7 separate regions of the Homo sapiens genome follow, and regions 2, 3, 4, 5, 6 and 7 are each linked to region 1. Evidence: chromatin loops called from intact Hi-C (ENCODE). Cell type or tissue: heart left ventricle. All regions are shown on one strand.

The links. A loop is a pair of places that touch in the nucleus more often than their neighbours do. Peaks named below come from ENCODE experiments on the same cell type or tissue, not always from the same donor. Only the 100,000 strongest peaks of a DNase experiment are listed, where the experiment ranks them.
Region 2: it touches region 1 in a loop (3-fold over the local background); 2 of 110 quality-filtered maps call a loop at or near these places.
Region 3: a loop joins it to region 1, with 3 times the contacts of the local background. A loop is called at or near these places in 14 of 110 quality-filtered maps.
Region 4: a loop joins it to region 1, with 2.7 times the contacts of the local background. A loop is called at or near these places in 34 of 110 quality-filtered maps.
Region 5: a loop joins it to region 1, with 2.1 times the contacts of the local background. A loop is called at or near these places in 3 of 110 quality-filtered maps.
Region 6: it touches region 1 in a loop (2.9-fold over the local background); 34 of 110 quality-filtered maps call a loop at or near these places.
Region 7: it touches region 1 in a loop (16-fold over the local background); 14 of 110 quality-filtered maps call a loop at or near these places.

Annotation. Positions count from the first base shown.
Region 1 is chr9:68,566,575-68,570,574 of GRCh38, forward strand. The region is part of intron 2 of TMEM252-DT (TMEM252 divergent transcript); the gene reads left to right. Among named protein-coding and RNA genes, the nearest start is that of LINC01506, 22 kb to the left of the region's middle. In heart left ventricle, a CTCF peak has its summit at 1,666 (motif pointing left); a DNase peak (open chromatin) is centred at 1,667; H3K27ac peaks cover 1,100 bases.
Region 2 is chr9:68,423,344-68,427,343 of GRCh38, forward strand. The region is part of intron 6 of PGM5 (phosphoglucomutase 5); the gene reads left to right. Among named protein-coding and RNA genes, the nearest start is that of PGM5-AS1, 67 kb to the left of the region's middle. In heart left ventricle, no CTCF peak of the experiment used is centred here; no DNase peak of the experiment used is centred here.
Region 3 is chr9:68,354,448-68,358,447 of GRCh38, forward strand. It overlaps PGM5 (phosphoglucomutase 5), which reads left to right and starts at 2,164. Exons shown (of 11, transcript NM_021965.4): 1 at 2,164-2,941. The coding sequence starts at 2,681. It overlaps PGM5-AS1 (PGM5 antisense RNA 1), which reads right to left and starts at 3,419. Exons shown (of 3, transcript NR_121192.1): 1 at 3,276-3,419; 2 at 1,843-1,899; 3 at 717-1,158. In heart left ventricle, CTCF peaks have their summits at 2,274 and 2,479; DNase peaks (open chromatin) are centred at 2,294, 2,544 and 3,034; H3K4me3 peaks cover 2,504 bases; H3K27ac peaks cover 1,826 bases.
Region 4 is chr9:68,512,719-68,516,718 of GRCh38, forward strand. The region is part of intron 10 of PGM5 (phosphoglucomutase 5); the gene reads left to right. Among named protein-coding and RNA genes, the nearest start is that of TMEM252, 26 kb to the right of the region's middle. In heart left ventricle, no CTCF peak of the experiment used is centred here; no DNase peak of the experiment used is centred here; H3K27ac peaks cover 920 bases.
Region 5 is chr9:68,436,001-68,440,000 of GRCh38, forward strand. The region is part of intron 6 of PGM5 (phosphoglucomutase 5); the gene reads left to right. Among named protein-coding and RNA genes, the nearest start is that of PGM5-AS1, 80 kb to the left of the region's middle. In heart left ventricle, no CTCF peak of the experiment used is centred here; a DNase peak (open chromatin) is centred at 2,011; H3K27ac peaks cover 1,385 bases.
Region 6 is chr9:68,506,030-68,510,029 of GRCh38, forward strand. The region is part of intron 10 of PGM5 (phosphoglucomutase 5); the gene reads left to right. Among named protein-coding and RNA genes, the nearest start is that of TMEM252, 33 kb to the right of the region's middle. In heart left ventricle, a CTCF peak has its summit at 1,620 (motif pointing left); no DNase peak of the experiment used is centred here; H3K27ac peaks cover 1,207 bases.
Region 7 is chr9:68,340,750-68,344,749 of GRCh38, forward strand. LOC102723624 (a long non-coding RNA gene) reads right to left here. Exons shown (of 3, transcript XR_929893.3): 3 at 1,232-2,050. Among named protein-coding and RNA genes, the nearest start is that of PGM5, 14 kb to the right of the region's middle. In heart left ventricle, a CTCF peak has its summit at 2,025; no DNase peak of the experiment used is centred here.

The sequences.
Region 1 (4,000 bases):
TGTGTTAAAAAGCCCTAATTCACTAACTTCATTTGTGTATTATTCAATGCCTTTCCATGTATTAATATTTCTGGGGCTGTCCCTGGTGAATGATTGTGTATGGAAGAGAATAAATTATTTGGTTAAGACCCCAGCCTCGGGAGGCAAGTTGCCAATGCTTAATTACTGGCTCCGTCACTTACTGGCTGTCTGATATTGAGCAGGTTATTTAACTTCTCCATGCCTCATTTTCCCCATCTGTAAAAGGGGGTACTAATAATGTGTCATAGGGTGGTTAACAGGTTTGAATATGCTTATAAAATGCCTGGAAAAGTCTCTGGTACATCGTAAGTGCTGTGTGAGGTGCTGATGTTTTTCTGCTTCTGCAGGTGTGCCCTTGCTGTCCTTTGCCTCCTCAGCTGGGCTAACACTGCTGCTCTTCCCTTCTGAAGCTCACCATCTTCCATCCTCAGATCCCCTCTTTCACAGTGCTGCTGACATCTCTTCCACCCAACCTCACCTCCCATAATTCCCCACACCTCAGAAGAGCCAAGCTCTGCCATTGCACGTGGAGGTAGAAACTAGAGAGATAGCACCAAAAAATAACTTTCCTCCTTGACATAGGCCCACATCCATTTTAGGGTGGGTTCCTGAGCTGGCTCATGACATGGTCCTGGCATCTTCCCTGTAACCAGAGTCAGTTCTGCCCAACCACCCACTCCAGGCCTCCCCACGCCTCAGACCCTAACTCCAGGAAAAAGGACCATGTTGTCCCCTCACCCTAGGCTAAGGCCCACCACAGTTCATTTCTTGCCTTTGGATTGACCTCTTCCTAGGATGGCTGGGAATAAGAGCTTCCCTTCCCTTAAGGACAAGCCCCACTCCACCCACAGGGCTGTGGGACAGATCTGAGGCTCAACAAGATGATCCCATTAGAGTCCAATTTAGGGATTGCTGGGAAGTGCAGTCATCACTGCCAGTGGGGTCCCACCAAACACACTGTGCTCAATTCAGATCCTACTCAGCCAGCTTCTCTTTGTCAAGGTTTTCACAAATCCTGGGGTCGAGTCTCACCCAGGGTCACCTTGAGCCAGTGGAGTCTGGGATTCTGAGAGGCCCAGGTGGTGATCTAGGGTTCAGTTTCCTGCTCTGTCAAGGACTATTTTAGCTATGTTACACTTTAAGAAGAATTTGTGGGTCCCTCTGGGAACTTAACTCTATTTATAACATTGTTTCTATGGGAAAGAGTGTTCCAAGTGACAATCAATTTAAAACGGAATGCTTAGTACACAGCCTTTTCATCGCTGGGGGACTGCTGGTAATTTTTTCTTCACATGTAGAGATTATATTGAAGTTTCAAAACAAATCTAGTATAAACAAGTAGAGCAAAGAAAAAGCAGGTGTTGCTTCTTGTATTTTTTAGGAGACATTTTAAAAGTTGAAGTTTTTTAAGAAAAAAAGTTTATTTCACAGGGTAACATTTATTGAGCATTTACTGTTTACCAGCTACTAAATTAAAGACAGAGTCTGTGTAATCTCATTTAATCCTCACAGCAAAGCTCTATGGAGGTGTGATAAAGAATCACCGGCATTTTTGATGTTTAGCCAATGAAAGCTTTCAAACTCCACCAAACCCTCCCACTTCTGCCCCACATCTGGGCAAGCTGATGAAAGAGCACAGGTGCGCCCTCCTGTGGTGCTGGTGGGACATCCCATCCATGTAAACCCAGCTGCAAGAGCGAAGCTTCGCCCAGCCCCACTCTCCCACCTCCACAAAACCCCAAGGCCAGCCTCCGTTTCCCACTCCCTTAAACCATTCTTGGACCTCTTGGAAGCTCACTTTACTTCCCCCCGAAAGCCTTACTGTGTGAAATATAAAGCTTTTCACACCTTGTGTGTGTGTGTGTGTGTGTGTGTGTGTGTGTGTGTGTGATCATTAGTCCCAACATCCAAGCCAAATCTTCGGTGAGGGGTCCATCTTCTCTCCATGAGGTGACTATAGTAGGTGAGTATAGTAGTCTCTGTTTTACAGATGAGGAAACTGAGGCTCAGAGAGATTAAGTTGCTTGTCAACTAGATAACAGTATCATCTTAACCACTCTGCTCTTTCTTTACTTCAGCTCAGATGCGTCTTGCCTTTTGAAAATCAGTGAAGGAACTTACATTGAGGGATTTTACCTCTTGCTAATACTCAACACCTACTGATTACCTACCCTGAGCTAAGCTTTTTTCATGAATGAACTCATGTTATTCTTTTTTTTTTCTTTGAGACAGAGTCTTGCTCTTGTTTCCCAGGCTGGAGTGCAATGGCGCCATCTCGGCTCACTGCACCCTCTGCCTCCCAGTTCAAGCGATTCTCCGGCCTCAGCCTCCCAAGTAGCTGGGATGACAGGCATGCACCACCGTGCCCAGCTAATTTTATATTTTTAGTAGAGACGGGGTTTCACCATGTTGGTCAGGTTGGTCTCAAACTCCTGACCTCGGGTGATCTGCCCACCTCAGCCTCCCAAAGTGCTGGGATTACAGGCATGAGCCACCATGCCCAGTTAACTTATGTTATTCTTTTAATAACTCTATGAACTAAATACCATTGTCAGTCCCATTTTTATAGATGAGGAAACCAAGAAACAGCAAAGTTCAACAACTAATACAGGGTCACCCTGCTAATAAATAGCGGAACCGGGATTTAAACACAGACAGTCTGCTCAGAACATGTTCTCTTGGCCATAGGGCTATAATACTTCTTACATAGTCCACAAGTAAAGCTGATAATTCACCCAGTTTTTAAGGATTGTGGTTTGGCCACTGCTTAATTGGACAGCAGTTGTTTAAAGAAAGAAATCCTATATTAATGACACATTTACTGGTTTCATTATATCTTGTATAGTGTTCTTATGTTATTCATATGTAGTTTACTCAATACAGCAAATGTCTATAAAGAAAAGGCAATGCTTCAGTTTCTTTGATATCTTCTTCCCCACCCGACCCCCAATAACTAGGACATTGCTTTTTAGGCAATGGGAACCCAACAAATGTCATCTGAATGGCTTAAAATCAGTAGGTGTTGCAGAATGAAACCCCACAATTTCACCTTTGCCCTAGATACTACACTACACATCATTACAAATAGGCCAGGGCTCTCCAACAATTGCCATGGAAACTGTGTAGAATTCCTGTTCGCTGTCTCATGCCATCTGTTTGACTAAAGGTATAACAAGGAAAATAATAATCTGTAATTTCTCATAGCAAAGTTCCCCAAATTCACAAAGACAAGAGTATTTTTTTAACCATCTGCTTTCCCTTCAGGCTTTTCAGCAACTTCTGTGTAGCTAATACATAAAATTGTGTAACATTTATGAGGGCTGGTTCACCATATATGGTTTCTAGCTCTGAAAACTCAGTTATGTGGAAGCTAGAATTAAACAACATCAAAAACCAAAAACAAACAAAAAAAAACCATGATAACTCAAATGGAATCTGCATGATGAGTTACAGGACTGACAGTGGAAACAAAAGTTAAAAGTAGTCTCTTATTTCTGTCTGGGTACCAAAGGCAAAGCTTGCTGCTTTTCAGTTTGGCCCTGATTGTGTCTCTGTCAAATGCCTTGGGCAAATAGATTTAAAATTTGCCCACGAACAAAGTTAGCTTAATAATGGCTTCCATGCAGAGCTGTCAGAAGATAAAAGAGCTCTATAAAGGATTCTGAGGAATAAAACTTTATGGAACTTAGTGCCATATATGACAATTCCTTTGAGGAAATACATCAAAGGTAGAGATGAAGTGTTTGAGCTGGAAGGCACTTCATTCAGTTCAGTGGTTTTGAATCCGTGCTCCATGGAGCCCCTGGGTTTCCTCCAATTTCCCTCTGCAGCTGCCAGAGGTAAGAAGTTAGTAGAGTGAATGTCTGGAGTCACCAGCCCAACTTCCACTGAGCACCCTTGTGTGTATTTGATTTTCTTTTGAATATTCTCATAAAATTTATTTTAACAAAGGACTCTGTATTAGTCTCTTCTCATGTTG
Region 2 (4,000 bases), 140 kb before region 1:
GTATAGAAGTGTTCCCTGTTCACCGCATCCACACCAACATCTACTATATTTTTTTATTTTTGGATTATGGCCATTCTGCAAGGGCGAAAATTTAAAAGAACACACAAGAACCTGAATTTGAAAGAGTAAATGGTGGTGAGGCACCTTTGAAGGGAGAGTGCTCTGAGGAGCAGGACTGAAGAGCTTGGTGTTGAGAATGGCATGCAGAGCTGACATTAGGTTCAATCAGGTTGTTTCTCTTCCCCTGGAATGGCAGCCTTTGGGAAATAACCCCAAGAGCACAAAATCTCTCTCTCTCTCTCTCTCTCTCTGTCTCTCTCTCTCTCTCTCTCTCTCTCTGCCTCCCTCTTTCTCTCTTTCTTTTGGGGGCTGAGGCCCTTGAAGACCCTTTGCAATTCCATAAATAGTCAGAGACATCCCTCAAATACTACACCATGTTCCTCTGCATGGGAAAAGTGTGGTCACGCATACACGTAACTCCATTCCCTCCCCTCCTTTCCTCCTTGCAATGGAAGGAGCAGGAAGTGGACAAGAAAACAGAACAGTATTAGAGAAACAGAATGTACCTAAATGGGGAAGACTGGGCTGAATTTGAGGAGGCTGAGTTTTACTTCCAAACCCACCCAATTCACTACTGCTGTATCTCTTGACAAAATAAGTAGACATAGTCTGTGGCCAATTTTCTTCTAACTTCATCTCAGAACTCCTCTCTCCTCTCTATGCATATCTGCCCTCCGCAAGCCTCAGACCTCATGATGAACGAGGAAGGTAAAGCATCTGGAAAAGTTTCCTATGAAGAGCTGCTGAAAAAGCCTGAGATGTTGTTTAGTGTAGAAAAGACTCAACTTTGCATTTCCCACAAAGTGTTTCATGGAACACCCTTTGTCTTAGTCTGTTCCAGCTGCTGTCACAAAATAACACAGACAGTGTGGCTTATGAACAACAGAAATTTATTTCTCACAGTACTGAAAGCTGAGAAGTCCAAAATCAAGGAGCTGGTGTGTTGGGTGTCTGGTGAGGGCCTGGCTTCCTGGTTTATACATGGTTTCTTCTTGCTGTGTCCTCACATGGTGGAAGGGGCAAGGCAGCTCTCAGGGGCTTCTTTTATAAGGGCTCTAATCTCATTCACAAGGGATCTGCCCTTGGGATCTAATCACCCCCAAAAGGTCCCACCTCCTAAAATCATATTATTGATAACTAGATTTCAACATGTGAATTTTGGGTCAACCAAAGCTATAGCACTACTCACAAGAAATGTTAATGGGTGTTCTTAAACAAGGCAGAAGGGTTCCATGGACAAAATAAATTTGGAAAAGGATGAAATAAATATAAAGCAAGTTTCTTAACTTCTTCACTTTTCATAGCTTTTGACAGATTGTTGTGATTCTCCAGTAAGGACTACAGAATGTAGCATTTCCCAAACATATTTGACCAATGAACTACCATCCCAGGTGTACCTATTAATGTCTCTTAGGGGACTAGTGGGAGGTTGCACTGTTTGATTTTAAAGAACGCTTGCAAAACCAGACACCATGACTTCAAGTTGCCCTTATTAGTTAGACCTGTCTTCTGAGGTCCAAAATTGACCTCCTTCTTCCTTTCTCTGAAATTCATATAATTATATGATTAAACAAATTTCTACTAAGACAAATTTGGTATAATCCTCTAGCTCTTCATTTGTTATTCATTGTTTTAAAAGTTTCTTATTTGAAATAAACAGTTAGATAATTATAATGGGAGATCATCTTTTTTGAGGGCTTTTCTGTATGCTCTTTCTAGTATAAGTCACCTCTTTCTCTTTTACTGTTCCTTGGCAAGCAAAAACACAAGTTTAGGAACAAGCCAGAGTTATCAAAAGTTCTACAGGAGTGAGGAAAAAAAGAGCAAGAGGAACGCAGGAGAGGCAACTCACTTGATGACATGGCAGAAGCATCCAAGCTGCTGAATTGTTTTCAAAAGATGGCAGGCAGGGCCCACAGTGAAAGCATCCCATCTGGTTGTCCAATCCACCATGAAAGGGGTCGAGAGTGGTAAGGATTAGAGTAGAGGAGATTCCCAGGAGCTATTGCTGGTGATGGAGGGATGTGGAGACTTTCCATTGTTTATGTACATTAGAGAAGATTGACTTGAAATTTCATAAATATATATCTTATCTTATATTCCTTAATGTACATAATGGAGAAAAAAACCCAAGAGAGCACTCCAAGAGGAGTTGAGTTTGGATCAAATCCTATCCTAAGCATTATCCTATTTTGGAGTTGAGATACCTACATTTTAGAAATATTTTTAATCCAGAATAGGTCACATGCTAAATATTCTGGGTAAATGGTGTTTATTTGTTCATTGTTTTTTTTCTTGGCATGTGGAAGAGAAATCATCTTGAATCAATTGTGTTCATTGGCCAAACAGTATGATAATTTGTTAAATTTTACTGATTAATGATGCAGAGTCTTGACTTTCATTGTAAGTAAACTCAGGACACAAAAAGCACTAAGAGATGCCCAAAGTGGTTTTCTATAATTTAAATGGAAATAAATTTGTATCGAAAGTACACTAGATTTCACATTTCACATCCTTTTAGTTTTAGATTTAAAAAAAGAGCGATACTTTCTGACTTCTCAGCTAAGATTTTTATAGTGGTAGTGGTTGTTGATATTTGGTGTGTAAAACCTCTTTATGCTGCTTTAGCTATATATTTTTTAAGCTGACTTTACTATCAAAAGCACTTGAAATTTAAAAATTATGTCCATGATTAAAAACTTGCAGAAGTTGCCCAGCAACTATTTTCATTCCCCAGAGGCAGAGAGTATAATGGAAAGGAGGAATTTGGGGTGAGATGTCTTTCTTGTGTTTAAATTTTCTACTCTGAACTTGGACAAGTCACTTATCTTCCTAAATCCCAATTCCTCATGTATTTAAAAAAAAAAAAAAGAGGATGTCACAATCATACTGCCTATTTTCCAGGATTATTGTGAGTATCCAGTGAGGAAAATATATAAAAGACTCTTATAACCTTCAGATTTCTTACACATACATATAATTGTTTTTAACACATTTCTGATCTTTGTTCATATGTATATATGGTTTCAATCACAGGACCCTATACACATTTGTGTTCCACTTTTCATATCTAATGTTATAGTTGTGCCATAATTTACTAGCCCTTTCCCTATTGATGGACATTTAAATGGTTTACAGTTGTTCCCTATTATAATAGTGCAGTAATAAACATCTTTGTACATTCAGGCTTTTGTCTTTCTCTCTTTATTATTTTTTTTTTTTTTTGGCCAATTTCTCTGGGACTAGTTCCAGAAGGGAGGTTGTGGAGTCAAAGTGAATGACCATTTTTTTAACTAACCTGTCTTTTGAGCTTTTCACTTCATCCAAATATCTTTCCCTTGGTAACTTTCCTAGAAAGTCACAGAGCACTCAAATGCCTTCTTGAAGTCAGCCAGAAAGATTCAGAATCTACATTTGGTGGCCATATTTCCATTTTCAGGCTCTTTCAGAACCACTGGCCTGTGAGGCCTCCCCTAGACTGCAAGGCCCTTCAGGACAAGATTGTGCCTTAATCATGTTGGCATCCTAGCATGGCCTGGCTTGTCACAAGAACTCGGTAAGTGATTAATCAATGGAGCTAAACAGAGCAGATGCCTAATACATGATAGGCTCCTTATGGTCACCTGACTTGCCAAAGCATTCATTCATCAAAGAGTTTTTAACAATGTCAGGCACTGGTGCTAGAAACTGGAGACAGAGAGGCAAATGTGACACAGGTGGCCTCATCAGCCTAGCAAGCAGAGCCCCCCTGGCAGTGGAAGAGCTTAGTCTTGAATCTGAGAATTCCTTGAGAAGGGGTCCAAGAGTGGAGTTGACCTTGGCCCATGTAATGTGATTGCAGGGAAGGCCCTTGCTATGCCTAAATATTTTAATCATCTACCCCTTAATATCAGTCATTCTGTAACACAGATCTTGTTACAGAGATGGAGGTGACAGAAGG
Region 3 (4,000 bases), 210 kb before region 1:
CTTCTCTGAGGCTTAGGGTTTGGATCATTGTCTTCGTTACTGGAACAAAGGATTTACCATACCTGCTCTTCTGGGAATGAAACTGTCCTGCTTTGCAAAAAAAAGTGTCATTAGAAAGAGATCTTAAAAACCCCACACCATAGACAGGTGCACAGATCCCTAGAAGTGTTAAAGTTCTGTCTGTTGGATGCTAAGCCAAGACTCTTAAGTATGTTCTAAAGAGAAACTGGTGTGTGTAGGCTGTGCACTCCCAGGGAGATAAAAAGTTAGGAACTTTATGGGTTGGGCTTGGTGGCTCACACCTGTAATCCCAGCACTGTGGGAGGCTAAAGTGGGCAGATTGATTGAGCTGAGGAGTTCGAGACCAGCCTAGGCAACATGGTGAAACCCCATGTCTACAAAAACTACAAAAATTAGCTGGGCGTGGTGGCATGTACCTGTAGGCAGGAGGATCGCTTGAGCCCAAGAGGGAGAGGGTGCAGTGAGCCATGATTGTGCCACTGCACTCCACCTGGGTGACAGGAACTTTATGGGAAATGGGATCTTGGAGACTGAGTAGAGACTAGAGGAAAAAAAAAAACTACCTCCCCGACTGGCCACACTATTCTTTTAAAAAAATGTTAATTGACAAATTAAAATTGTATGTATTTACGGAGGTATGATGTGATGTTATGATATATGTATACATTGTGGAATAATTAAATCCAGAGAATTAATAGATTCATCACCTCAAAACCTATCTTTTTTGTGGTGAGAACATTTGAAATTTATTGTCTTAGCAATTTTGAAATACACAATACTTCATTGTTAACTACAGTCACCATGCTGTGCTGTAGATCTCAACAAAATATATTCCTCCTGTCTCAACTAAAACATTGTACTCTTTGACAACATTTCCCCATTCCTCTCACCCCCTCCAAAAACACCCATTCTTTATGTTGAAGAGAATGGCTAAAAAGTCCCAGCAGGTTTCAACAGACGGCTTCAGTGGTTGTCCCATCACACTTCAATGTTATTAATAAAAAGGGGAGGGGCAATACATAATTCGGACAGGCTGAAAGTACCATTGTAACCACTTTCTTGACTTCACAGAAAAAGTCCTCTTGTTTTCATCTGTAAAATGGGAACTGCATGAATACCATTCTTCTTTTCTTCAGCCTCCAAAGAAAAAACAGATGCAAAGCCTTTAATCAATTGCAAAACAGTATACAATGTGTGTTATTACTCACAGTTGTCTTACTGTGACCAAACACTTTATAAGCCTGCGGCAAGTCAGCCTTACTCTCAGTAAGTGGACAATATTTGGGGAAGGAGAAGCAGCAGGATATTTCAGGACAGTAGCCTTGGTGGGTCCAAAAATTCCTTGAGAGAAATGGGAGATAGAACTTTCTTCCTGCTTTGGGTTTTATCCTGTTAGTCTTTTCTCTCTTCACTCCTATTTTCTATGGAGAATTTCCTGGTTTTGGAGTTTGGGTGCGTTTTATGGAGAGGAGGCAGAAAATCTTTAGCTCCAGCAGAATGAAAGGATACATGCAAAGGAACCTAGCACAGTATCTGGTACCCAGGTCTCCTTTAACTTGGCTTTATTCATTCACTCCTGGTAGGGCATTAATAAGGGATTTAGCCCCCTCCTATTGAAAACGATTAATTCAAGGAAGAGTTCAGACAGTGTGGACAGATACAGTGTAGGAAAGCCTATTTCTAAGGCAGGAGCTGGGTAGGGAGGGTGAGAAGGGCGAGAAGAATAGGGAAATATGTGTCGTCTGTGTTGCTGCTGTTGCAACCACCACAACAAACAAACAAGTGAAAAAAAAAAAAAAAAAAAAAAAGAATTGTCCATACCGGAAAGTGTGCTGTTTTGGAGGAGGCTGGGGAAAGTGTGGATGGCTCGAGTGGGTCCTGTTGGATTGAAGTCTGACAGTGGTGATTCCCTTCAACAAATGGTCGGGGTGGGAGGGTACACACACACACACACACACACACACACACCCCACACGCAGCGCCCAGCCTCCGATTTCAGCGCTGGCAGGAGATAACCATTCTTAGCTCGCCTTTCCAGGGTTATTTTTGGCTGAGGCTGTTCGCTGATGGCAAAAGGTTTCAGCCCCCTCCCAAATCCCTCCCCGTCCTTGTTCTAAAGAGAAACTGGTGTGTGTAGGCTGCGCACTCCCAGGGAGACAGGGAGACGGGCCGGGCGCCGGAGAGGAACCCGGACTCTGCCCAAAGTCTCGCCGCCCGCCGGCTGTTTTCTGGCGGAGGGTGTGCCCCGGAGGGCGGCGATCGCGGGTGAAGGCTGGGGCCAGGCGCGGGTGGAGGCGTCACCGGGGTCGGGCTAGCAGGCCCTGGAATCAGGCTTTTGGGACACCCCGAAAGTGAGTCCAACTTGGGGAGAAACTGAGGGCAGCTCGGGCGGTCTGGCAGCGGAGAAGGTGGGTGGGAGAAAACTTTACAGGAAGGCAGAAGCAATCTCTGCCGAGAGAGTCAGCCGAGCGGCCGCGCGGAGAGGAGGGGCGGGCGGTCCCCAGGCGGGCGGGTGCAGGGCGCAGGGCGCCGACCTGCTGGAGAGGGGGCCCGGGCGCGAGGCGGAGTCCCGGCGCGCAGCCAGGCTGGTGGAGGCCCCCGGCAGGCTGCAGATTCCCTCCGGCTCCGGGAGCCGCAGCAGGACCGGCCAGGAGGCGCCATGGAGGGGAGCCCCATCCCGGTGCTGACAGTGCCCACCGCGCCCTACGAGGACCAGCGGCCGGCCGGCGGCGGGGGTCTGCGGCGACCCACCGGCCTCTTCGAGGGCCAGCGCAACTACCTGCCCAACTTTATCCAGAGCGTGCTGTCGTCCATCGACCTGCGCGACCGTCAGGGCTGCACCATGGTGGTGGGCAGCGACGGCAGGTACTTTAGCAGGACGGCCATCGAGATCGTGGTGCAGATGGCCGCGGCCAACGGGGTGAGTGTCCGGATGCCCCTCGCTTCCCGCCGCGCCGCCGCCATGCCCTCTCCTAGCCCTTGTCCCCCTGCTGCCTCCGGGCCCAGTTGGGAGGCCCCTGCCCGGCCCCGGCTTTGCTACCTCACTCCCGCGTCCTCACCCTCCAGCGCCCCACTCCCGCCGCGCTCGCAGCCTCCCCGGTGCACCCCGGACACTGGGTTCTATTAGTACCCACCGCCCCCAAAAGCCTTGAGGGGTTTCCGTCGTTCCTGGAGCCACTCCGGGCGCCCTGGACTCTTCTCCGACTCTGCGCACATCCCGCACCTGCTCATTTTTCTTTCGGACATTCTCTTACCCGGCCCTGTAGATTCCAAGGCAGCTCCCAGTTTTCCATATTGTTCCCAACGCATTCACTGCCCACAGTCCCCACACAAACTTCTTTCGCAGGCTCACAACATAGTCCCTCTGCCCCGTGCCCTTTTTGCAATAATCTGCCAGTCCCCTAAGTCTTAGCTCTGCCTATTTAACAGTAGTGGTGTCTCAGAACACACACACACACACACACACACACACACACACACACACACACACACACACGATCCCTGACATATTTGGCAAGAGTAGGCCCTGAAGGTTTTTATTATTTTGGTTCTTTAACCCAGTGGAATTACTGAATGATTTATTTAATTAGGGTAGGGATGGAGTGGATCCATTTGTTTGATGCTAAACAGCCTGAGCTCGCAGTTCCCAGGGGGCATATCTCTAAATGGTCTGAAATGAGATTTGCAGTGGTTTTCTTAATGCAATTCCCAACTTCTCTCCAAATGCCTTTTGGCATTTGACAACATTTCATGCCTCTTCCCCTTTCGGTTTTCATCCTTGTTTTCTCTCCCTTCTCCCACGACCTCGGTAGTCTTCTGCAATCCAGATTCTCAGACTTCAGGTTTTTCTCCCTCTGCCCCTTTCCTCTCTGTCCTATAACTAGAAGCACCTTTTGGCATAGACCCATATCCCAGTTTCCTCTTTCCCAGGTCCAGCAGCATCTCAAGGACATCTACAAGAGGGATACCTAATTTCAGG
Region 4 (4,000 bases), 54 kb before region 1:
ATGTCACATTCTGAGGTATTGGCAATTAGGACCTCAACGTATGCACTTATGGAAGACAAATTCAACCCATAATATTAGTCGTATGGTCTGTGTTACAACTTCTCAACTGCCACTGTTGCACAAAAGCCGCCACAGGTAATACATAAATGAATTAGTGAAGCTATATTCCAATAAAACTATAGGCACTGTAATTGACTTAAGATAATTTTAACATGTCACAAAATCTTATTTTTTTCCCAACCATTAAACATAAAAACCATTTTTATGGCTGCACCAAAACCAGGTGGTGGCCAGGGTTTGGCCTAAGGCCTATAATTTGTTGATCCTTGCCTTATAGGTTTCTGAATATGACACGTTATTTACAATTTCTGATTACATTCAGTACAGCATGTATCAACATGAGTTTGGGTAAACCATACACACTATAAATTTCAAAATTACATTTGTATTTGTGTATATTTGTATACATAGATGAATTGTGAAGTTTTAGGGAAAAAAATATCAAATCTCTCTGGAAATCTCCAGCATGAGGCTTCTGAGGTTGAACTCCATAGCTTTTGATTGCAACCAAACATGAAAGGGAAATGATTATGTTTGTATTCATGAAATCAAATTCCTTTTTCAGGTCTTTTGTTTCTTGTCAGAAGGGTTCTTCATTTTTCTTTTTAAAGCAATTGCTTACACATGATTTTCAGAAGAGCAGCACTATGTCAGAAGAAAAGGGAAAAACGTTAAGAAATAAATGGGATGAAAAAAGAAAAGTATGAATATGAGCCCTGGTGAATTCTTACAAAGAAAGGGAAGCAAACACGTGACATTCAGTAGTGACCCCAAGCCAGGGAGTGCTGTGACATTGCATGTCCCTGTGAATGGGGCTTCCGGGAGCTGATAACAAGGTTCTAGTGCATTTCAGTCACATTAACAGTGATCCTCAAACCCAGTCTCCAAGGAACCTCACCCCATTTCCCTAGGAAGTAGCAATTCTGTTGTTTTTATTCTTTCTTTCTTTGCTTTTAATTATATTCTTGGGAATTACAGTCAGGACAGTCAGTGTGGTGTTTAACAAAAGCTAAGATACTTTGATGATATACTGAGATTTCCCAGTTATACATTTTAGACTGTCTTTGACCATGTAAGTGTTTCTATATTGTTGAATCAAGCCGCTGGCTCTGACTCATATCAGCCCATGTTTTTCAGAATTTGCAGTCATTATGAATTCACTTTCCTTTTAATGGATAAGATTTGATAAAAAGCTTAAAAGAAAGTACTTTTACACTGTTTTTAACAGCGCTTTATACTTTTGCTACACTAAAGGTAGTTCTTGGACTAGCAGCATCAACATCACCTGGTTGCTACTTAGAAATGCAGAATCTCGGGCCCCAACCCAGATCTACTGACTCAGATTCTGTATTTTAACAAGCTCCTCAGGTGATTCATGTGCACATTAAAGTTTGAGAAGTCCTAATGCTGGGCGTGGTGGCATTAGCCTATAAAGTGCCATCTACTCAGGAGGCTGAGGTGGGGAGGATCCCTTGTGCTTAGGAGTTGAAGACCAGCATGGGCAACTTAAGGAGGCCCTATCTCTAAAAAAAGAAAACTGATGCTGGCTGTACTGGCTTAAACCTCCAATCCCAGCACTTTGGGAGGCTGAGACGGGTGAATCACCTGAGGTCAGGAGTTCGAGACCAGCCTGGCCAACATGGTGAAACCCCTTCTCTACTAAAAATATAAAAATTGGCTGGGCATGGTGGCAGGTGCCTGTAATCCCAGCTACTCAGGAGGCTGAGGCAGGAGAATCGCTTGAACCTGGGAGGCGGTGGAGGTTGTGGTGAACCAAGATTGCACCACTGCACTCCAGCTTGTGTGACAGAGTGAGACTCCATCTCAAAAAAACAAGCAAACAAACAACAACAACAACAAAACTGGAGGGAAAAAAGGGCAAGAAGTCCTGTGATGGATGACCTTTGGGATCCTTATTTCCACCTCTGCTTAGCAGGACTGACATTGTCTCCACACCAGACAAACCCTCTAATGCCAAACTAAATAGGATGCATTTATAGGGGTGCCTGGCCTCTATTTCTTCCTCATTTAGGAAAATCATAAAGCATGCAGAAAATAACCCAGACAAATGTGCCAAGATCCTTGAAGACTTGTTCCTGCTTCTCAGGTCAATTAACAAAAAAAGAAACAAGAAAATCAGTTTCAAGTTGCATCTCCATAGAAACCCTTTCTCAATATCAACTCAGCAGTGTTAGACAGTTTTCTTCACACAATTATACTAGTTGAGCTGAGAGATTCAAAATAACAGTGGATGAGGTAAAGAAAGTTCTAATTTGATTTTGCCAAGGCACAAAGCCTTGCTAAAATTGTGGGTAGACAGTCTAGCACACTTCAATTACTAGGAAAAGGTCAATTATTTAAAACACTTTAAATATGTTAGGTTAAATGGCAGCTGAGTCTAAAGGCAAAGGCCATAAAAGAACATGTTCCTTTGTCCAAACTGCATTCATAAAGTGTGCATTAACCATCCATTAATTTCACTAATAGTCTTTCTATTGTGGGGAAGAGTCTCTCCTCGTTTACAGGGCTCATTTCCATGTTTTTAGTGCCTGGTGTTAATGACTGTCCCACTACTGCCTCCTCCGTAAGACTCAGGTGGCCCTCACGGCAGAAGTTCTCTTCTAGTTTGCTTCTGCTACTCAACTCTGCCACTCAGCTTTGCTCAATGTGGAAGTCCTTGCTAACTTCTTTAGAATCTGATACACCCTTAAGGAATGTGTTCCAAAAGCTATGATGTCTGTTCCTTCTGTTGTCAACATCACCTTACGCAACTGCAATCTGATTGTACTCTCTCTGGCTGGATATATAGGGCCTGTTGCACACAAACAGAAATGCAGGCAAGCTTTCCCCCACTGGGTGTGTCACTGACCCTCTTGCTGACACAGAGAGATGTTGCCTCTGATTTGAGTGGCTTTCTCACTCCAAGAGCTGGGAACACCCCAACATTCTTAATCTCTTTTTATTTTATCTTTTATCAAAAAGATAACATGAACTTTATTTTATGGGCAAATAAACTTAAGCTAGAAGGGTTGTTGACTATCTACCAAAGGTCAGCTTATTGGGACTGGTATGCTGGTCCACTCACCTGTAGCCTACTTTTCTATTAATAGCAAGTCAGGCTTCTGTCTTCAATGATGATGATAATGGTAATAATAATAATAACAATAGTATCAAGTGCTTGCCCCGTATGGGGGCTAGGCAGAATGCTATGTGTTTTGTGTGTGTTATATCTCATTCTCACCACAATCCAATGCTATAGGTAGTCATGCTATCCATCCATGTTTTACAAATAAGAAAACTTTGGCCCTGAGAATTTGAACAATCTACTGTTTCTAAACAGTGTCCCTGGTATTTGAACCTAGATTTGGGCCTCAGAGCCCAAGACCTTAACTAAGGTCCTTATTATGTGCCATCAAAAAATATGGGGGTGCTCACCCACCTATAAAAAGTAAATTGGAGTAGACCAGCATTCCCATCTTCAATCTGGCATAGTTAACACACCTCAATCCATCCTCTAGGAATGTTCTAGAGGCAGTCCTCAAGCCCCACAATTCCAGACTAGTAGAAGGTGTGGTCTCTCTTTCAGTCCTCCTATTCCCTTTTATGTCCTCAGATCCTTTCCCAAGGGCTAGCCCTTTCTTAGAAGGCTGTACCCTCTGGAAGCTGGAGAATGCCACTGTGCTGCTTGTAACTGGTTACCTCAAGTAGGCTGTGGGGTGGCAGTTAGGCGAAGTACAGAGAGACTGTGAACTCTTCTCCCGGAGAAGCAGCATCACCACCTGGGGTGAACCTCACCATGGGTGGGCCTGAGAGGAGGTAGTGGGGTGGGCCTCCACCATCTGGCCACTGAGGTCCCTGCCTGGGCCTTGGCAGTCCCTCAACATGGGAGGGGGAAGAGCACACACTCTCAGGACTCCACTCAGCCAGGAGTTCTCCTTGC
Region 5 (4,000 bases), 130 kb before region 1:
ATGCCTATATTAGATATGGCCTGAAGGAGTTACTGTGCCAGAAATGTCAGCCCCAGCACCAACATCCTCACACTTACTAAGGGAACTAACCCGGAGACCCACCTGCCTATTTCACACCACATAACTTAGCTCCCACAGCAAGACTTCACCCTTGAGCCATAACAGATTAGCCCAAAGGTGGGCAACCAGCACAAATGTAGCCTATTACAAACTGGTCAGTGTCCTTTGAGGTACAGCAAAAAGCTCTACCCAAACAGGGAATTACCAAGCCTATCATGTCTTGTTTTTAATAATCCTGAACCTAGTAATTTGAATATATAAGAAGTAGGTAAGACTTAGTGGGAGTAGTTTACAGGTCATTGGCGGAGGGAAGCTGGTAGGTCAAGATGATCGTGGAAGTTATACACAACCAGAATGATGAGAAAGCAGGACCCGGAAGATAAAAAATGTACTTATAGAATGAAGACGAGCAGCCAGAGAGAAGGAGTATCTGGGTCAAGGTGATGACAAGCCAATGACAAACTGTATACACTCCTTAGTTCTGAACAACATGAGGCTTTTTCTCTTTCTGAGACCTGGTTGTTTAGCATTTCCTGTATGTCTTTGAAGGCTTGGCCTCATGATTGAAATTTCTGTGTCCTCACTGCCAAGTGTATTTGTACCAACCACTTCATCTCACAAAATCCTGCCCTGTTATTCAAGGTTACTTGAGTTGAGGCTTTTTTCCTTGCAACCAGGAAAGCTGATTTTTAAAATTCGATATTAACTACATTTTACAGAAGATGAAACCAGAGCTCAAGGTCATGTTTTAGTAAAGTGAAGGTTGTGGAATTCAGAACCAGATTTATCTGACTCCAAGGTCCAAGCTTTTTACCCTCTACCATCCACCCAGATGTATTTCCTGACTCATTCAGGAGTTTAACTTTAATTGTGATAGCAATATTCTCCCATCAGCTAAGTGAACCAGCTTGGAAATAAGTGTATTAATGAATTTCTTCACTAAAATTTAAAAATGCCTTTGTATTTATGCATAGCTAACTCCTGAGTTTCCATTATTGATAATAATTAAGAACTGGTTTGTATATGAAAATGTGTTTGTAGCATACATTTGGCTTCATTATCTCCATCAGTTCACATCACTTTGAAATTAAAATCAAATGAGATCATGACACATACCTGTCAGTGACATGCAAATTAAAAATTCTTGGCAACATAGATTAATGATCATTTTTGAGATTTTTCTCTCTTTTATTAATTTTCTCCTCTTGTTTTATTACATCTGGGTACTTATTGAAGGAAGAGACTCTGATAGAGGATATTGTTAGTGGAGAAAAGGAAGCTTGGCAACTTTCGTGAAATGGTGTGCCTTAAAGAGGAAGGAATTTACAGTAAAGCCTCAGGGAGCCCAATGCTTAGGCAACAGTCTACAAGTTGGTGAATATCTCTTTCAGATTGGTGTTGTGCTTTACACGATACTGTATTACAAAGCTGCTAAACAACAAATGGTTTTTCTACAGATAGGGGATCTCTAGGCATCTCAAGGATAGGAATCAATTTTTCAAAGGGACACACACACTCACACACACACACACACACACACTCTCACACATTTTACCCACACATGCATATACTGTATATACACACCCACAATACTTTGTAGAAATGCTGCCAGTATCTCTCTAGACTAAAAGTAGTAAACATTCTCTGCAGTTTTATTTTTGAATTATGTTGCTAACCTTTAAAAATGGGGATATTTCATATAAAAATCCAAGTTGTTGTGGTATTATTGAAAAATTGCAGTTCTGGCAGTACTGGGCCTACATTTCCCTATAGCAATATTTGTCTGAAGCTGAGTGGAGGCTGTTTCTAACAGCCACACAGGCTGTCTAGTTCATCATTGTCCCCATAATTCTCTGTTGTCACATATCCAGCTGGCTGCTTTACCACACATCACGTGCTTGGCTCATGGAGACATTTACTCTCTGATTAGGAACCCAGAGTTCCTGGCCAGGCGAGGTGGCTCATGCCTGTAATCCCAGCACTGTGGGAGGCTGAGGTGGGTGGATCGCCTGAGCTCGGGAGTTCAGAACCAACTTGGGCAACATGGCGAAACCCTGTCTCTACTAAAAACACAAAAAATTAGCTGAGCGTGGTGGCACACACCTGTAGTCCCAGCTACTCGGGAGGCTGAGGCAGGACAATCGCTTGAACCCAGGAGGCAGAGGTTGCAGTGAGCCGAGATCGCACCACTGCACTCCAGCCTGGGCGACAGAGGGAGACTCTGTCAAAAAAAAAAAAAAAAAAAAAAAAAAAGATAGAATCTGAGCGGTTGAAGGTAATCTGTAGCTGTTTGAACATATTTTGAGACATGACTGTCAACCTCAGATGTGTATCAACATTTCCTGTGGAGCTTTCCAAAAATCTACCTTTTATCTCCCACTTCCCAGCTCCCCTTTCAGATTCATTAGGTCTACAGTGGAGTCAGGGAATCTGAATGTTGAAAAAGCTTCCCATTTAGTTCTGATTTTGAGTAAGATGGAGTAAGCACACTTCATCCACGGTCTTCCCCATTGTATGTGGCTATAAAGTCTAGACAAGATGTACGAAACAAGCTATTTGAGGACTCTGAAAAAGTAAATAATAGTAGATAGATTGGAGAAGACCAGAATTTAAGACACCAGTGAACTGATGATGAGTTTCTCTTTTGTCTGTCCAGTATTCTTCCACTTGAACCCAACATAGCCTGCAACCTGGAAGCAGGCATGAATGCAGACAGGAAAGTCCTCTAGTTCTGTTTCGAGGAACTTAACAGTCAGAGAGAGTCTCTGTGTGTATGTTGGGGGAGGAGGGAGAGATTCCTCATTTTTCATTTTGTTTTTTTCCCTTTCTCTTCTTTACTCTCTGTGCCATAGCTCCCAAACAATCCAAGATGGCCAAAAAGAGCCTAAAACTTGGAGGGAGGAAAGCCTTCATTGCCACTTGGAGAAGTGGTGGTCCCAACAGACTAGGGAGAAACACTGTTGCCTCTTTTTTCTTCTGTTTTCCTACTCATTAACCCCATTTCTTTCAAAACGTGGGTAGACTGAGCATGGTGGCTCATGCCTGAAGTCCCAACACTTTGGGAGGCTGATGTGGGAGGATTACTTGAGCCCAGGAGTTCAAGGCCAGCCTAGGCAACAAAGTGAGACCCTGTCTCTGCAAGAAAACTGAAAAAATTAGCCAGGCATGGTGGCAAACACCTGTGATCCCAGCTACTTGGGAGGCTGTGTTGGGAGGATTTCTTGAACACAGGAGGGACAAGGCTGCAGTGAACTGTGTTCATGCCACTGCACTCTAGCCTGGGCAACAGGGCAAGATGCTGTTTCAATATATAAATATATATATATCTTTATAAGTCTGCTTATATATATAAATATATATAATATAATATATAAATATATATTATATATGTAAAATATATATATATTCACTCTGTTCTGCCATATACTCTCCATGTCTGCCCATATATATGAGTGTATATATATAACATATATATATATGACAGCTGTTTCTCAGAAGATGATCAAACAGCTACAGATTACCCACAACAGCTCAGAGTCTACCCCAGCTCATTCTAATATTTTATATAAAATATTAGACATGAACATATATATACATATATACACATGTGTATATATAATACACATGCACACATATATATATATATACACACACACATATATATATATAAATATTAGACATGGAACGTGTATGGCAGAACAGAGTAAATAAAGCCCCAACTTTATTTCTGGTCAGAGAACCAAAAAGAGTCCCAGGGAAGCTGAAAATTATCAGGGATATCAAGAAAGAGGGTGAAGTTAGGGAAAATGACTTTTAAAGTTTTGTAGAAACTCCTGGGCTCACCTCTGATCTGGGCATGAATAGATCTGACCCTCAACAGTATATACAAAACTTGAGAACTAAACTGCACTGCAAAGTCTTTGAAAACTGAAATCATGTT
Region 6 (4,000 bases), 61 kb before region 1:
AGCTCTGTGCCAGAAATTGAGGACAAACACCACATGTATTTGTTATTCCACACTGTTAAAAGAAGTTTAGCCTAAAGCTGCCTCCTTACATAATTTAAGTTTGGCCTAAAGGTTTTTCCATACATAGTGAACTATGACCTAACTGGATGTGTAAACAGACTGTAACCTACTCTTGTGACAAGTAGCTGAGTCTCAGCCAATCACAGTGGCTGAGTTTCAGCCAATTACAGGCAGCCACTTTTTCAAAATATGTTCAAATAAGGCAAAAACTGAGCTGTAACCAATCCAGCTATCTCTGGACCTCACTTCTGCTTTCTGTACTTCACTTTTCTTTTTCTGTTCATAAATGTTATCTGACGTCGTGGCAGCTCCAAGTTGCTCTGAACCTATCTGGTTCTGAAGGCTGCCTGATTCAAGAATCGTCCTTTGCTCAGTTAAACTCTTAAGTTTAATTTGTTTAAGGTTTTTCCTTTAACAACAGTTGTAAAAGTGAATAGCGTCTTAAAAACAACCAGTTTTCTGTACTAATTTTGAATTAGCAATGAATAGGATTCAGAAACATTATGAAAATAATAATGTTCTAAATACATATTGGATATCTTTTCTAGTTCATAAGGGATCTAGAGTGAGTAGTCAAAAACTTGGAGAATAAAGTAGAAATGGATATAATACATATGATGTGAAAGAGAAACAGAATGGAGTTCAGAAGTGATGCAAATCCACATTCACTTAGCCATTCACTTTCATGACAAGACAAAGATTTTTGTATATGTATATGTGTGTACATGCATGTGTGTATGAGAGCAAGATTTGGGGATCATACTAGGTATATATGATTTAAAGAGCTAAAAGTTGTGCCTCGGTCCTGGTTTTGGGTCAAGTTTGGATTACAGTTTATAGCCCCCCAAACCCTGAAAAAAATTATATTTCCTCTCCTTACTTTCCCATATGTAGTTAAAAATGAAAACAAATTCAATTTTAAAAATAAATAAAAGATGTTGTTATTTAAAAAGAAAACCTGAGCAAGGATATATTAATAGCCATATATATGAGGGAAAACATGAGGAAATACCTCATTTTATTTTTCTCCTCAGAATTTGGTCGGTATTGCTGCACTTTGGAACTATGGGGGAGGGCAAAGTGTTGAAGAGAGAGTTGAGAAGAGAAACACTTGGTGAAGAGTTGGGCTCTAAACTCTATGACCAAGTTAAGGAGCTGGCTCATTCCACTTAGACGAGAGGCGTGACTTGGAGGTCTTCAGGAATTTAAGGAATAATGTGAGGCGGGAAAGATGACCAGCTGTTCTCCATAACTAATGAATATGTAATTTGAGGAAATAAACTCAAGCTGAACTGGAAGGGATTCACGTTGACTGTTAGAACAATTTCTCAACTGTCAAGACTCCTGCCCAATTAGGATGGCTAGTTTGTGCTTTTCTAAGTCTCTTTGCCTACATATATTCAAATAATTTTAAAACAGGGGCAAGAGTAGAAAGTATTGAGCAGGATAATGTCTCAAAGTATGTGTCAGCCTTAAAATTTTAGTTCTGTAATTATAATTTTTTTTTTTTTTTTAAGAAACAAGAAACAAGTTCTGGTCAGGTGGGTTAGATTTCCCTCTAGTGGTGTTGAAAGGAATTTAGTATGGCTGTGTTTTCATAACTGGCTCTTGGGGCGGAATTAAACTTGGAAAGATGCAAAGATGTATAGGTTTTTTTCTATTTCTGCTTAGATGAGTACTTTCTGGAAAGGCAGACAAAACGCCAGGGCAAACAGTCCTTCTTTTTCTTCCTTAGATATTGAAATCTGGACTCATACTCTGCCGTTACTACATATTGTTTTCCCTGGAGCTGAGAACACTCCTTGGGAGGGTTGGTCATCTGATGGCATGTGAAAAACTCCCTTGGTTGGGAATCTGGGAGATTCCCTCAGGGCCTAGTGTCTATCATAGACCAGGGCTTTTTACAGTTTTGATGACAATAAGCCTTTTTCTTGGCCAAACATTGTGATCAGATCTCCTTTCAAGGTACTGAGTATGTGAAGCCCTGTGTATCCACACTCCACATGGTCTAGGACTTGTGGGAAACTATGGACTGCCACCGTGAACCACTCATGTTAATCCCACAGACAGAGCCCATCTCAAATCTCTCTTTGTGGCAATATATACAAAAGAGGCCCTTAATTCCAAATCTTGCAAGAATACCGGCATTGCCAGCTTATCCCGAGAACCAGTGGTCTTAAGAACAGACCACTGAAGAGCCAAAAGGCATGCCTTGATCCTGGCTTTAGGTCAAGCTTGGATTACAGTTTAGAAAGCCTGGACCCTAAAAAAAATTATATTTCTCCTTTCTACTTTCCTATATGTTGTTTAAAATAAAAAACAAAATTAGCTTTAAAAATAAATATAAGGAAACCTAAAAATGTTTTGATTTTTTTCCTTATAATGCTATTCTAATTTCTAAAATATTAAATATCAACTTCTTACCAAAATATCTTTTGTTTTGGTGCCAGTTTTACCATGTCTAAAGCACATGCTTAACCAGCTATTGGTTAACCCAGTGATGTTTATATCCACAAATCACCAAGTCTTGCTGGATCTTGTTTACTCAGCCTGAAAAAGGAGCATGAATGAATTTGCAGCGGTCACACAAGTCCAGAGGTCACTGGTCATCACTTCTCTTGCCAGATGGATGGGTTTGACAAGCTGTGTCCAGCACAATCTGCCTTTCCCAGCAGCCTTTTTGTTCTAGCCCAGATGCACAGCACAACCACATTTCCGTGCCTTTCAGGAGAAAGCTACCCAGGTCTCATGAACTGGTGGTGATTCAGGTTTTCTTTGAAGTGGTGTCCTTCCTTGGTGTACAGTAAATAATTTGCTTTGCTTATATAATAAACAAGAGTGTATCTTAACAAATGGGGACTGACAGTGAACCTGGAGGTTGCCTGTGGCCTTCAGAAGGAAGCTCTGGACTAGTGTGTGCAATTAGCCAGCATCTGGAAGCAGCTTTTCCTGGGCTTCCCAACACGGTCATGCTTCATTCACATGGGGAATACAGGATCTGAGCTGTTAAGGGGAGAATGTGGCTGTTTTTGCTCTCCCGTCTACTCTTGGCTGAATTTAAGTTTGATGCCCTAATCCCAGAACGAGAACTCCTGTTCAAGATGCAGGTGAGGGAGTTTCCCATCCCTTGTTTTTGACTCCCAGGAACGCTGGCAGGCCTGACAAACTCCAGGGAGGAGCATCTCAAAGCCAGAATGCTTAGGCCTTGGGCAGGAGGGAAAGCTGTTAAAGGTTTATACAATTCTGGTATCGTGTTTGTGTTTTTGGTTTTACTTTTGAGCATTTTTGTTGGTACAAATCATCACTTGGGACATACTTTGGCAGGTTGGGCCTGTGTACTATACCATCATGATATGAGATGGAAGGTAGATGAGGCTGACAGAGTGGCTTGAAATGTAGACTTCATTATTATTCAGGTATGGGGAGGCCAACAGATGATGAGATGACGGCCATTGAAGAGATAGTTTGTTACTCACAGTTCCCAAGAGGAGGGGACCCAACACGCCACACAGGGCCACGCAGGGAAGCGCCAGCGTCGGACAGGAGGCAGCATGAGCAAAGGGAAAATGTGGGTGAAGCCTTTTTGGAGATTCTCTGGGAAAGGTAAGGTAAAGCATGATGAGAAGGTTTAGGATTAGCTTGTTTGAATAATTTCAGCAGGCTCTGGGGCACAGGGACTGTCCCTAATTTGCTGGTACCTAGCCTTGGGGTGGTTAGGGCAGAGAAATAGTGGCCCAAGTGTGAGAGCCCTGTGAGGGTCTGAGAAAGGAAGTGTTTGGTTTGCATCTGAAAGGCAAGCTCCAGGGTGTGTTGTTTGCTGTCTCTAAGAATTAGCTAACCCTGGGAAGAACAAAACCTTCCAGAGTCAGCCAGGCCCCAAGATGTCAAAGCATTAGAATAAAAACACCAGCTTAACAGCCAGAGGAAAAGATAAAACCAC
Region 7 (4,000 bases), 230 kb before region 1:
ATTATGAGAAAAAAGTTTTGCTCACTATCAGCTAGGAAAGCTGTCTTAGCACAACCATTCATTCTTGCACAAATCAAAATCAAGATGAGCCAGAAGGCTCCATTCTGACAGCTTCTAATGGAGAAGCTACATTTACTGGACATGGGGAAAGTTGCTGGGCTCTAAGGACTGTGCTCATTTCTTGAACTAGATAAATGGTCTTGGTGTAGCATAATACCAAAACTTCTTGTCGCAGCCCGTAAGGACAGAACTCAATCAGCCTGAAAAGGAAGTCAGTGACTCCGACTCAACACAGGAATGTTCTGTGATTCCTAAAGAAGGATGTAGGAGTGTGGCACAATTCAACCACAGTCTGTGGCCCTGTGCCTCTGCCTTGACATGAGTGGGATATCCCAGCTGGTCATTTTCTTCTTATCTAAGACATTGGGAACAAATTACTTGACCTCCTCTGGGCTTCAGTACTCCCACTCATCAAATTAGAGGACTGGGCAATCGCTAGGCTCTCTTTAGGCATCATATTTTAGTTTCTGTGATTTTAAATTTGAGAAGGGGTGTCTAAGGGAGAATACATAGGGGAGGGGGAAAGGCTTATTAAAAGTGTAGTTAGGCACTGAATTTTTAAGAATTGCATTTTGTAATAATACCTTTACCTAATCAGGACTGACAATCTTACCTGATGATAGCACCTGGAGGAATGGCTGCATTCAAAAATAAAAATGAAATAAAACAAGACCTTATTTGAACTTAGCAATAATGCTGATTCCTCTTTTTGATTTGAGGAGGTTATAGCTGTTGTAAATGCTTGAATTGGGTCTGCCCAGGCAAAACGGAGTCAAGAGTCCATGTCTGATGAATTTTAACAATGTAGACAATAAAAAGGGTTGCTTAAACTGCCCCTCTTTTACCAAAACACATTTACAAATGAAAGAACAACACTTCCATTTTTTAAAAACATTTTTTGAGATGAAGTCTTGCTTTGTCACCCAGAGTGGAGTGCAGTGGTGCAATCTTGGCTCACTGCAAACTTTGCCTCCCGGGTTCAAGTGATTCTCCTGCCTCATCCTCCCGAGTAGCTGGGACTACAGGCGCCCACCACCATTCCTAGCTAATTTTTGTATTTTTAGTACAGACAGGGTTTCACCATGTTGGCCAGGCTGGTCTCGAACTCCTGACCCCAGGTGATCCGCCGACCTCGGCCTCCGAAAGTGCTGGGATTACAGGCGTGAGCCAACACGCGTGGCCAAAAAATTTCCATTTTTAATTGCAGGGTCTGGGGAATTAAAATGCATCCATAATTTCTTGCATCTCTCCGCTCGGGCTTGCATGAATGCAGAGGGATGGGGAGGACTTCTTGAGGCAAGCATCCCCCTCTTGTCGCCTGCCATCTGGAGAGAGAGGGCTGTGATTTATCTCACTTTAATCAGGAAGGACCCGATGGGTGGATGGAGAGGTCTGATGGCTTTGTTGCTCCATGTGGGAAAGAAACGGACAGAGTGAATTTGTGTATGATCCCTAAGGAGAAAGCGTCTTTGTGCTCTATTTCTTTTTGACCTGGAGCCCCTGAAAGCAAGCTAGTTACAAGTTGAAATAGGCCGTTTCTAAAGTGTGATTTTGTTTGTGTATGAGCCTTGATTACAAAGGGGAAAAAAACCCGCTTAATTTACATACACCAGATGTAGTGCAGGATCCCCTGGGCTATCTTTTCAGGTATCAGGAAACTTTGATGAAAGTCACTTGTCTCATCTAGGAGTCATTTCATATTGTTTAGCAGAGCCTGGTATTAACATTTCCTTCCAACTGTTTACTGGAATCTGTGTGTTCCCTTCAAGTGATGCATACTAGGTGCACAGGCTTCCTGCCACTGTCATCCTAATCTTTCCGTGCAGACAGGAGCAGAGGGGAGAGCGCTGAGCCAGGCCCCAGCTTGCTTTTCTTTCCTGACTCAGCCCGGCTCCGCTGCACTTCTCAGCTCTTGCTGTAGGTGGTGCTGTTTGACCATTTTCTTCATGTGACCCTCCACTCGGTAATATAAATTCATTCGGAGGATGACCTGATATCAAAAAAAATTCCTTTTGATTAGTAGAATCAACTTATTTCTTCACACGATACTCTTCCCACTGAGACACATGGAGACAATTCTGACTCCAGGTTTGCAACCTTGAGATTTCTCTCAGATGCAATAAAAAACAAAAAAGCATTTTGAGTGGCACAGTGATGCCTAGTGCATGATCATGTTTGTCTGCTCAAACATAAAAGGGAAACTGGTGGGTTTGAGGATGCCCAGCAGCACGACAGCTGCCAATGTAAATGAGCGGTGTAGAGAGAGAGGGGGCGGGAGGGGACTACAAACTTCAGAATATGAGCTGATCGTTTATAAGTTAAAAAAAAAAAAAAAAAAGTCAAAAGGGAGCCCAGGATGGTGCAGGAAAAAGGAGAAGGGAAGATTTCCTTGCAGCTAATCAGGAGAGTTCATAAGGGCTGATTACATGTGTGGAAGCCTTCAGTTCTTTTTTTTAAAAATGTGAAAGTTTGCATGTATGTATGTATGTATAGCTTCGTGTATTACCATTATTATTGCAATCAGCAAATGGATTTACTTCCTTTATCTCATGGGCTCCTTCCCACTCACTTCTGGCAGCCCTTTTTCCTTTCTCCTTCATCCCAGAACACCAAAGAACAGATGCGCTTCCTAACCCTGGCTCCAGGGGACTTTATACAATGTAAACAGTGCACCTCTAAAGTGGTTCACCGCTTAGAGAACATGTGTCCCATTTTAAAACTGTGACTCCTTTATATTTTGCAGTGCTTATTTTAATAAGAGACATTGGACTTGTGACTTATTTTTCATGGAGGAGTGAGCTTAATGGTTGAAAGTAATCGATAAACTTGTTTTTCCTCTGATGCCATCAGCCAAGATCCTATGGCAATAGTAAGAGGATGACACTGGGCTGGCACCCCCTCCATAACATATTTGGACCATTTTTTTCTCCCAGAATGCACATGCAATAGCTTTGGTTTGGTAAGAGAGAGATGGTGTACTTGGTTTCCTTCTGTCACACTTTTGGTGAAATGAATCAGACTTTTAAATCAGGAAATTCAGCGAGATGAGTTAGATTTTTACACAAGAGCAGTGGAGGACTTCCAGCTGGTTGGGGGAATGATACGGAAATATCTTGCTAAATCAGGGTCTGGTGGAATGCTGCTCCCCTGGCAGGCTCCTCTTCACAGGGAGCAATCTGTGGGTTGCTTATAGAACAGAGCGAGCAGGAGGCATAGCATGGTCTTGCTCGTGGGAAGACCCGGTGTTCAGATGTTTGTCATTAGGAACTGGGTGTGGGCTTTTTCAAGTTAAACTGAAGCGGCAGTTCTATTAGGAAGAGCCTCCCAGATCAGCATCTTCTGTTTCTGGATACTCTCCCTTTGAAAAGCCAGATTTCAGCAAAAAGCTTTCCTAATGGTGAAATTGCACAACTGAAACCCTATGGGAGCAATGGGAAAGATGGAGAAAGAGGTGGTTATATCATGTACTTCAACAGTTTATTTAGAGGCTGTTGACATTAGAATAACAAGCCAAGACAAACAAAAATACTCATTTTGGATGAAAATATTGTCTTTTCATGTTATTATAGATAGCTGAGTCCTAAGACTTATACAGAAACACATTTTCCTAATGAGTGGCTGATTTTTCTGGTTGTGCAAGTAATATCCAAATTATTGTACAAATTTTTGGCTCAGGAGCAAACATTGTATTGCATATTGAGCTAATCACTTGCCCTTTCTAAGGTAAGCCCTTACCTCTGCTTTCCCTTCATCTTGTCATTTCTGTTTGTTGGGTACAGGTTTCCTGTTGGTTCTTTCTGTTGGCTCTGATGTAACATGAATGAAGTTCTTAACATCCTTTCAGACATAAACACAACTTAGCTCATTGTTTCTGAGTTCATATAGAGGTTTTCTTGCCCCTGAGACTTTCGTGTCAGACAGCTGGATGTTGCTGTGTTCA